Linked DNA regions of Homo sapiens: all the other regions are linked to region 4. The links are chromatin loops, found by intact Hi-C in ENCODE. Cell type or tissue: Calu3. All regions are shown on one strand.

Region 1 (2,500 bases), 490 kb after region 4:
AATGCTTTGAGGTCGGTACTATTACTTCTTTTCCATAGATGGGGAGATAGTCCATCCCAAAGAGCAAAGTAAATGCTCAAAAAATCCCAGAGAGGCATCAAATGGACACTGAGACCAATTTAAAGGGGGTTCCACTTGCCAATTCTGGGACTATTTGAGCATCAAAATATATAATGATGGTAGCAGATGGTAACCCTTTGAGCCAACTAGAAATCTATGAGTTGTACTGATAAAAATACATGAATGAAAAATAAACAAGAAAGGAAAGCTCTATTCTAAAGTCAAATCCAACTAATAATTCTAGAAAGAATAAAAGAATTGGAAAAGCAACACTTGCACCAAATCCCCCAGCAGTCACTGGGTCACCATGGTAACCATGTTGGCCAAAGAAAGCTGGGAAAAAGAAAAAATTACCCTGGTTTGTTTTTTAATATGTGCTAGGAACTGAATAGGACTCTCTCTCTCTCTCTCTCTCTCTCTCTCTTTCTCTCTCTCTCTTTTTTTCTCTCTCTCTCTCACGCACACACACACACATACACACACACACACAGATATGCACGCACATGCTCTCTCTTTCTCTCTCACCGCCCAGTAACCTATCTTATTTCTGTGTGGTCCCCCCCTAGATGGAATGTAACTCAAGGACACCCCCAGAGCAGGACATCACACTCACTGGGGCCAGGAGGGTCTACAAGGACCCATCTCTCTTCCTCGAGAGACATTGGACACTGAGCCCCAAAGCAAGAATGAGGTGACTTGGATCTGGGATCCCTTCATCTCCCCACACCCCAGGGCGTTTTAGCTCCCATTGCGGGGCACTCGCACTTTCAGCTGAGACAAACACCTGAAGGCGAAACCCTGCTCTTCTTACCAGGACACCAGGACACGTTGGTCTCTATTAAAAATGTATCATGCTTGCCACAATTGTGTCAAATTTCTATGGCAACCCAGATGCACTGGCTTTTCCTTCACAGTGGAAATGCCCCAGTATAGGCATTCCACCACTCTCCTTTTGCTGAAAGCGAAACACCTTTACTCTTCAGGATACAGACTGACAAAACTTACTAATTGAGAGGAACTAGGCTAGGACCCAGGCAATTGGCAGGACTCTGCCCAATTTAGTGCAACAAAACATGTCCCTGTAATCAAGAATTTTGTTTTCCTTAAAAAGAGACAGCGGTGGGGCAAAATAAAAAGAAAGAGAGAGGCAAAGATACAATAGGGGAGTATTACAAAGACCTAAGGAGGTATCCTACGACTCTTGGAGATACACTAGCCCTCTGATGGGTGAACAGGTAAAAATCACAGCAATCTGTGGCAATAAACTAAGAGACTACCTGTAATCATGTAACTCAATTATCTAGGAACACATGAAACTGATTGATGGTTTGATGGAGTCCCTCAGCAAACTCATCTTGCAACACAGAAATTGCCCCCAAATCTTCATTTGTTATGGAAATGTGTGTACCTTCTACTTTCTGATGCTACATTTTCTGGTGGTTTCTATGGTACTTATGCTCTTTGGTTCACATCAAAGTCATCGCTTCTTTGAGAGGTAGAGAAAGGTGGGCCAGGACAAACATTTGTTTCAGTCCTACCACATACCATCTACTCCATACAAGATTTTTCATTTTCACCTCACAAAGTTCTGTAAGATAAGTATCAGGGGTCCTGGTTTACAGATGACCAAAGGCAGACTAACAGAGGCTAAGAAACAATTCCAGTAACATACATGAAGTAAAGGGCAGGAATGGGGCTCTAATTGTTGCCTTCATCACAATATACCATTTATTCTCTCTCTCTTTTTTTTTTTTTTTTTTTTTTGTGGAGGACGGGGTCTCACTATATTGCCCAGGCAGGTCTCGAACTCCTGGGCTCAAGCTATCCTCCTGCCTCTGCCTCCCTAAGAGCTGGGATTACAGGCATGAGCCACCGCATCCAGCACAATATACCATTTATTCTCAACAGAGGCAACATCGCCCCCAAGGGGCTAAAAATTAGTTCTTGAGGGTGTAAAGATCTTAGATAGAATCATGGTTTGTAGCCTTTCAAAAGACCACAGTATATAAACAGATATATTCTACATCTCTGATATCAAACACTTTACGTTCTGTGGATGGGGCTATAATTAGAAAAAATTGTCTAAGAAGCCTCCATAAAGGGGATGAAAATGAAAGGAGGTTGAGAAACATTGTACATACCTAATGACCTCTTATGTAGGTGATGGGCCACAAGGGCTTAGAAACTGGTCACTTTACACTCCCTCATGGATGCTCACTACTAAACAACCACTCTTGATGGTTGTGATGGTGGTGATGATGATGATGGAGATGAAATCCTGTCCCTTATGCCAAAATAACTGGGCGTGTCAGGATTATGTGAATTGAATGTTTTTGTAGGTGGTAGACAGGGTCTCAGTCAGAATAGATGTTTTCTCTGGGAAAGATAATCTAGAAGGTAGAATATTAATGTTTACAAAACTAATGAGAGCAAGTGGTAC
Region 2 (2,500 bases), 160 kb after region 4:
TGATTTCTCAAACACTCAATTATAATATATAGCTCATTTTTTTCTCTTGCACAATCCTGGGTGGTTGAGGGGCAGGACAGGTAAAATTTAGGTAGGTGAGATCAGAAAGATGTGAAGGGATTTAACTAAAGTTGTCACGGAATTACTGGGTTAGGTCTTTTACTGGGAGGCAGACAGACCTCCTGACTTAAGTGGTCTCTCCAGAAACCAAAGTACTGGCATTGTTCCTATGAATACCTTGCTTTTTAAGGGAACAAAGGAACAAGGATTCTCTGACATTGACATGTAGAAAGTAAAATAAGAGGACAGGAAAGCACATGAAACATAAGAAGTGCATGCATAATATTATTATTTTTAAAAATCTGCCTCCACCTGCCTAGAAGTTCCTGTGCTCTTAGGAAAACTCTGACTCGAAGCATAAAAATGGTTCCCTTTTCAGAGAGGGCATTGATCATAAAGGGCCACAGGGATTCTACTGTAAGCTCAAAACTGTCCCAGAAATCTATCACTTTGTTCTGGCAGAAAGGGTTCAATGGAAAGCTTATTTTTTATGAGCATTCATTACGTCTGGATCACAATTAGATCTCAATAAATATTGGTTAATTTTATTTGCATTGAACAGAATCTTCAGTAAGGTCTTATGGGTCCTGATCAGCTATATCCAATGACAGTTGTTTTGATAAAGTTGACTACAAAGATTAGCAAAACCATGAATCAGAGAACTGAGCTTGGCAAGAGGAGACAGACAAAAAACAGAGAGAGGAGCTCAACATACAGATGAGCCAGATATTTCACCATGTCACTACTTCATCCCTGAGGAAGTCTTGTAGAAAAAAGTAACACAGCTCAGAGGAAAGTGTCTGTTCCTCAGAATAATTATTTATTGAACGAATGAATGAACAAGGGAGATGCAGACTTGGGAGTCATCACCAGCAAATAAAAGAGAATGTACCCTTTCTATATTTTTCCAGACATGAACATTTTTCAAATATATTTTGGATCATATTATACATACTGTTTCATAATCTATTAATAAGTCACAATGATTACTAGTGTTTCTGCTTGTAGAAATAGATACTTTTCTATTGCAGCAAAGATACAATATTGAGATAATTGCCACCTGTTGGTCAAATGCAGAGCTACATCTCTGACTGTCTTGGAGGAGGCTCCGTAAAGATTTGAGGAGGGAGGGGCCTCTGGCTTGACCCACCAAACAGGGCTTGCTGGAGGCTTGAATGGCACAGGCAGCCCTTCCTGCAGAATCTATTGCTGCTTGGCTTTCTGAGCTTCTGGCAGGAAGTTTCACCCTTATCTCAGATCAAGAGAAAGCTGCCAGTGTGAGTGTCTCTTGAGGGAGTGTGTATCAGTTTTGTGTGAGTGCGTTTGTGCGGATATTTTGTATTTTGGGTCATAGCCTTTTAGACACGTTTGCTTTATACTTACACTTACTCATACATATAAGAGTATTATCAACGACAAATGGGACAGATTATATTATACATAAAGTATGCAATCTGGTTTTTATGCTTAATAGGGAATACCTTTCGAAGCGAGTGTTTCTATAACATCAGTTGTGTGAATCAGATCGTAACAAAATTTTTCCTGTGCTTTGAAAATTTTTATTTTGATTACTTTTCTGAATTGCAAAACGAATACATATTTGTCTTTTAATGATATCAAATCATGCAGAAATGTGTAAGTGGAAAATGAAATTGTGCTTTGTTTACCCTCTCAAGATAAACATTTTTAATGGTGTGCTAATATATTCTACAAATGTTTCTATCCCAATATAATGTACTAGCATATGTAAGTACTTTTATATAAAAGCCCTAAATATGTATATACACGATATAGATGTACACCACTCTATACCTATTCTTCAACAAAGACAATGAGACAACATGTTAATCTGTCCCTTTCCTTTTTCCACTTACGAAATCTTAAAATTTTTGTTTGTATTTCTTTGTTATTGTGTTTGGGTTGTTTTTCATCGGTTTGTTGGGGATTTATATTGCTTTTTATGAAAATTAGAAGTTACTCTGTATCCATCCTCTAGTAGTCAAAAAGAATTTTTTATATGAAAGATGACTGTACAATTAATTGTTCAAACTGACACTTAAAGAATAATTTCAACTGTTATTTTAGATTCGGGGAGTATATGTGTAAGTTTGTTACCTGAGTATATTGTGTGATGCTGAGGTTTGGGGTGTGATGGATCCTGTCACCCAGGTACTGAGCATAGTACCCAGCAGTTAGTTTTTCACCCCTTGTGTCCCTCCCTAACTTCCGCCTTTAGTAGTCCCAATTTAGGTTGGTTCCATGTCTTTGGTATTGTGAACAGTGCTGTGATCAACATATGAGTGCATGTGTCTTTTTGGCAGAAGGATTTATTTTCCTTTGGATGTATACCCAGTAATGGAATTGCTGGGTTGAATGGCAGCTCTGTTTTAAGTTCATAGAGAAACCTCCAAACTGCTTTCCACAGTGGCTGAACTAACGT
Region 3 (2,500 bases), 200 kb after region 4:
ATAAGTGTTTGGAAGTTTCTCCTTCACACTCTCTCTTTTCCTGCCACCTGGTGAAGAAGGTACTTGCATCTCCTTCATCTTCCACCATGATTTTAAGTTTCCTGAGGCCCCCCTGACCAGCCATGTGTAACTGTGAGTCAATTAAACGTCATTCCTTTATAAATTATAGTCTCAGGGAAGTTCTTTATAGCAATGTGAAAATGGACTAATAGAGGATACACTGCTTATTACCTGGATGATGAAATAATCTGTACACCAAACCACAGCGACATGCATGCAATTTTCCTATATAAGAAACCTAAACATGTACCCTGAACTGAAAATAAAAGGTAAAAACAATAAAAAGAAAGCATCCGAAACATGCCACTTCTTTAAGTGATATTAGAAATGTTAGTTCCAGAATTCTTCATTCCATCAACGGGGGATTTTGATGTAAAATGAATGGAATAACTATATTAAGGATTATTTGAAAATATACACAGAAAACATGCAATATACACGTATTTATGTAACTTGTGAGCTTTGGTGTTACTTTTTGTAGCATATGCTTTCCTTTGGAGTTTGGAAGAGGAAAAGTTATTTGTGCCATTTCTTTTTATTATTTAATGAGTTATCCTGCCTATTCTTTACTCTTCAGTTTAACATTAGAGAAACACACACTCACTCCACACATGTAGAAACAAATTGCAGTCGTCTTTCTCCAAATGAGTATGTCCTGCAGGCAGTTGAAAATGAGAGTCTGGGCTTCAAAGAAAAGAGTGGGATGGACAAATGGACTTGAGTTGGCAGTGCCCAGCCCCCCCAAAAATACGTACAGAATGGAAGAATAATTGTGAGAGACCCAGCTTTGGAAGTCATTATCAAAAACTAAAACAGCAATACACATTCAAGTTTTTTCTCTCCACATGAATTTTTCAAATATATTTTGTATTATTCATTTCATATTGTCTTTGTCTCTCTTTGCAAAAATTGTTACTTTTCCATCGCAGCAGATGTGGACTATAGAGATAATTGCCACCTGCTGGTCAAAGCCAGAACTACATCTCTGAATATCTGGGAGGAGGCTCTGTAAGGATCTGGAGAGGGAGGGGCCTCTGGCCTGACCCGCCAAACAGGGCTTGCTGGAGGCTTGAATGGCACAGGCAGCCCTTCCTGCTTAATCTATTGCTGCCTGGCTCTCTGAGTTCTTGGCAGGAAGTTCCACCCCTGTCTCAAATAAAGAGAAAGCCACCAGTGTGAGTGTCTCTGATAAACTATATCAGCGCATGTTTGTGCATGTGTCTGTATTTTGTATTTTGGGTTATATCCTTTTAAACACAGTTGATTTATAACATGTACTTATGCACACGGCAGTATTATCAACAATAAGGGGGGGCCAATCATATTGTAAATACAATGTGTAATTTGCTCTTTTAAAAAAATCTCACCGTTAACTATGAATTCCTTTTTAAAAATTAATTTCATTATAAATTGTAAGATGTACAACATGATGTTATAAGATACATATAGTAAAATGGTTACTGTAGTGGAACAGATTAACATATCCATCATCATCTCACGGAGTTTCCTATTTTCCTTCTTTTGGCAAGAACAGCTGTAATCTACTCATTTAGCAAAAATCCGAATGCAATACACTATTATTTACTATATTCCTCATATTGGACGTTAGATCTTTTGATTTGTTCATCCTACATGTTTGCGCTTTGTATCTTTGATGTATACATCTCCCCATTTCCTTCTCCCACCCTAACCCTTGTAACCGCTATTTTCTTGTCTCTCTCTATATTTGACCTTTAAAAAACATTTGACACATAAGTGGGACTGTGCAATATTTGTCTTTCTGTGTCTGGCTTATTTCATTTAGTATAATGACCTCCAGGTCCATCCTTGTTGTGGCAAATGGCAGGATCTCCTTGTTTTTTATACTACATTATTTATATTACTAAGTGCAAATTGCTTTCCAGGTCAGTAGACTTATACAAAATAAATTCCTGAGATTAGATTATAATAAGTTTTTATTTTTTCACAAATTTATAACAATTACTTTCCTAAATCACAAAACTAATATATGTTTGTAATTGAAAGAAACTGAGCAAAAGACATGCTAATGTGGAAATGAAACAATCCTGTATCTACCTCCTTCACTCTGCTGAGGTATCCTTTGTTAATGGTGCAGAGCATATTCAACAGATGATTTTTTTTCTCCATAGAAAGAAATGTTCCTGAGAATATATATGGAAATATGTATGTACAAAATACATAAAGATGTACAATGTGTGAACATGTGTTATGAGATGAATGTTTCTATCCTCCCAAATTTACGCATTGAAGCCCTAGCTTCCAAGGTGATAGTATTTGGAGGTGGGGCCTTTGGGGTACAATTAAGTTTAGATTAGACCATGAGAGTGGGACCCTCATGATGGGATTGACGCCCTTATAAGCAGAGGAAGAGAGAGAGAGATCTCTTTCTTTCTTCACGAGTATGCACCAAGGGTAATGT
Region 4 (2,500 bases):
AATTTTAAAAAACTTTAGGTAAGCAGAATCATACAGTATATATTATTTTGTGTCTAATTTTTTGCTAACATCTGTGAGAGTAATCCATACTGTTGCATGTAGAGTATTCATTGCTATTTATGTATGTACTATATTTTATGTATCCATTCTATTAATGACGGATATTTAGATTGTTTCCAGCTTGGGACTATTATGAATAGTGCTGCTATGAACATTTTTATACATGTCGTTTGGTAAATATATGCATGCATTTCTCTTGGGTGTAATGTCATAAATTGTGCACAGTTTTACTCTGAAAACAAAATTAGGGGGTAGAGCCTGGAGTATAGTGAACTCAGCAAGGCAAATTCTATCTCATGGGGGCCTGTTGGGAAAACTAGGTGGTCTTGTCCAAGAGACCGCTCTGTTAATTTCCATGTCCCACTGAACTTAACACTTGACACTTCAGCTAGACTGTGTATTGCCTTAAATACTATTCTCAGAAATAACCAGTGGTGTCATTCTAGCAAGTATCACTCCAGAAAACTCCTTATACGTACAAAAGGCATAAAAAATCTTTTTAAAAAGTCATTATTTCCAAGAAAAGTGAGCAGAGGCAAGAAAAATGTAATTAAACATATTTATCTCTCCATGCCTTGTTTTATGAAATCTGCTTTTTTCATGGGTCTAAGCAAGATGATGGATATTAGTTGCTGAGGGGAGGGGAAGTAAAAAGACGTGCTGTTGCCCAGTATTCTAGGATGAAGATAAAGAAGTATAAATACAAAGAAACAGTTGCTCCAGGAGAAGATAAGAAAGTATCAGAATAAGTTTTGTCTCTGGAAATCAGAGAAAAACAAATTCCAACAAAATGGTAATGCACTTTCTTTTGGATTCCAGGATTGGTGAAGAAAAAAAAATGAGTAACAGGTCTGGTGTGCTGGGGGGAAGAGAGAGAGGCAGGCACACTCTTGCATCACTACTGGTGGCAACCATGGCTCATTAGTGACATATATCTCAGGTGACCAAGATCTGTGGGAAAGTCAAATCTTTTTGATCCAGCCATCAGCTCTCTGCTGTTGACCTCAGAGAGGCACGTTTGTAGATGAGTGAAGAAAGAAGAAACTGCTCTGGTTATGTGCAGGGTGGTGTGAGAATGAGGATTGCCTGGGAAGTCTTAGGGTCAAGATTGGGACAGAGTCATCTTCCCCTACACTCTCGCCCCACCCACCAGCTTATTTTAGTTCTCTAAATGGTGCATAGGATCGGGGGAGAGTTGGTGTTGCGGAACCGAGAGTGAGAGGTGAGAAATGTTTGACAGAGTCCAGAATCAGTAAAAGGAACTGTGGCCTATCACCCAGCACTGTGTTCACCCACCCTACTGATAGATATTGGTTTGTTTGTCTGTCTGTAGGGGGCAGTGCAACCCAAGAAAAAGGAAGAAGAAAATTACAGGTTATCTGGCAGAGACTGAAGAAAGAATGTATTCCTTCAAGGATATGTGGAGCCAGAACCTGTCACAAGAGGGTGGTACACACAAGTGCTAAACTAGAACTTGCCCTTCTACTCCTGTCCTGTTTTCGGAAAACCCTTAATCCCAATCCTTTATGGCTCTGGGAAAGCAGTGTCAAAATCTATAGCACAGAAAGGGGAGTGAGGTGAGGTAGATCAGAAAAGTGGGCATTCATAGGAGAAGGGCGAGGAATAAAGTGGCAGGAGGCCAGGGTGGGGAAGATGGGTGTGCCTGAGACCTAAATGGGAGACTCTGGAAAGTTATATTCCTCACTCTGGAGTGGATGCACCTGAAACTTATGTGTCAATGCATTTACCAATCTCTATCCTCTTTTCTCTGTCTACCTGTAGACAATAATCTAAGTAAGGGAGGAAAGAAATTGCTCCACAGAGTGTGATATGCTGGAGATAAGGGGTGGAAACGAGGCGTCCGAGGCAGACTACAGAGTCCAGAGGCAATTCAGCTTCTCCCTCTCACAGCCTTTGTTTTTTTCTCCTCTTATATTGGTGCTGGAAAAAGATAAATGCTGCACCTGTGGGAAAATAGTGGAAATGAGCTTGAGGGAGGTTAAACCCCAGAGGAGGAACATTTGAAAATTAAGACCTTCAATCCGGAAATAGAGATACTGATACCCTTGTATCCTGTGCATTGACATGTCTCTTTGGGGAGACTCATCTGAAAGCTTTATGTGTTTGCATTGCTGCTAGGTCCATGTTGGATGGCAATTAGATTGATTGTGTCCAGGAAAAGAATGTCTAACAATCTCCTTCCTAGAATGCCACAACTAGAGCACCTTTTAAAGAGTGATGCCCATCTGTGACTTGCATTAGATGTGGGATATACTCAGACTGACGAATTTGTGAAAGAAGATATGGAAGTCTGGTCTACAAGTTGACACAGTGTTCATCCACTTATCAGAAGAAGGCACAACCAAGCAAGAAAAACAAAAAGAGCGTGGGAGCTGCAGACAGTGGGGAAGACAGGCAAGGTCCATGATCTTCAGTCAAG

Evidence for each region. Peaks named below come from ENCODE experiments on the same cell type or tissue, not always from the same donor. Only the 100,000 strongest peaks of a DNase experiment are listed, where the experiment ranks them.
Region 1: a loop joins it to region 4, with 4 times the contacts of the local background. A loop is called at or near these places in 11 of 110 quality-filtered maps.
Region 2: it touches region 4 in a loop (7-fold over the local background); 24 of 110 quality-filtered maps call a loop at or near these places.
Region 3: it touches region 4 in a loop (13-fold over the local background); 84 of 110 quality-filtered maps call a loop at or near these places.

The regions. Positions count from the first base shown.
Region 1 is chrX:102,083,927-102,086,426 of GRCh38, forward strand. No RefSeq gene overlaps it. Among named protein-coding and RNA genes, the nearest start is that of TCEAL2, 41 kb to the right of the region's middle. In Calu3, no CTCF peak of the experiment used is centred here; no DNase peak of the experiment used is centred here.
Region 2 is chrX:101,758,040-101,760,539 of GRCh38, forward strand. No RefSeq gene overlaps it. Among named protein-coding and RNA genes, the nearest start is that of ARMCX2, 99 kb to the left of the region's middle. RefSeq lists an enhancer at 1-545 and a silencer at 1,112-1,281. In Calu3, no CTCF peak of the experiment used is centred here; a DNase peak (open chromatin) is centred at 1,162.
Region 3 is chrX:101,798,482-101,800,981 of GRCh38, forward strand. No RefSeq gene overlaps it. Among named protein-coding and RNA genes, the nearest start is that of ZMAT1, 130 kb to the right of the region's middle. In Calu3, no CTCF peak of the experiment used is centred here; a DNase peak (open chromatin) is centred at 1,060.
Region 4 is chrX:101,594,870-101,597,369 of GRCh38, forward strand. No RefSeq gene overlaps it. Among named protein-coding and RNA genes, the nearest start is that of ARMCX6, 22 kb to the right of the region's middle. In Calu3, no CTCF peak of the experiment used is centred here; a DNase peak (open chromatin) is centred at 1,422.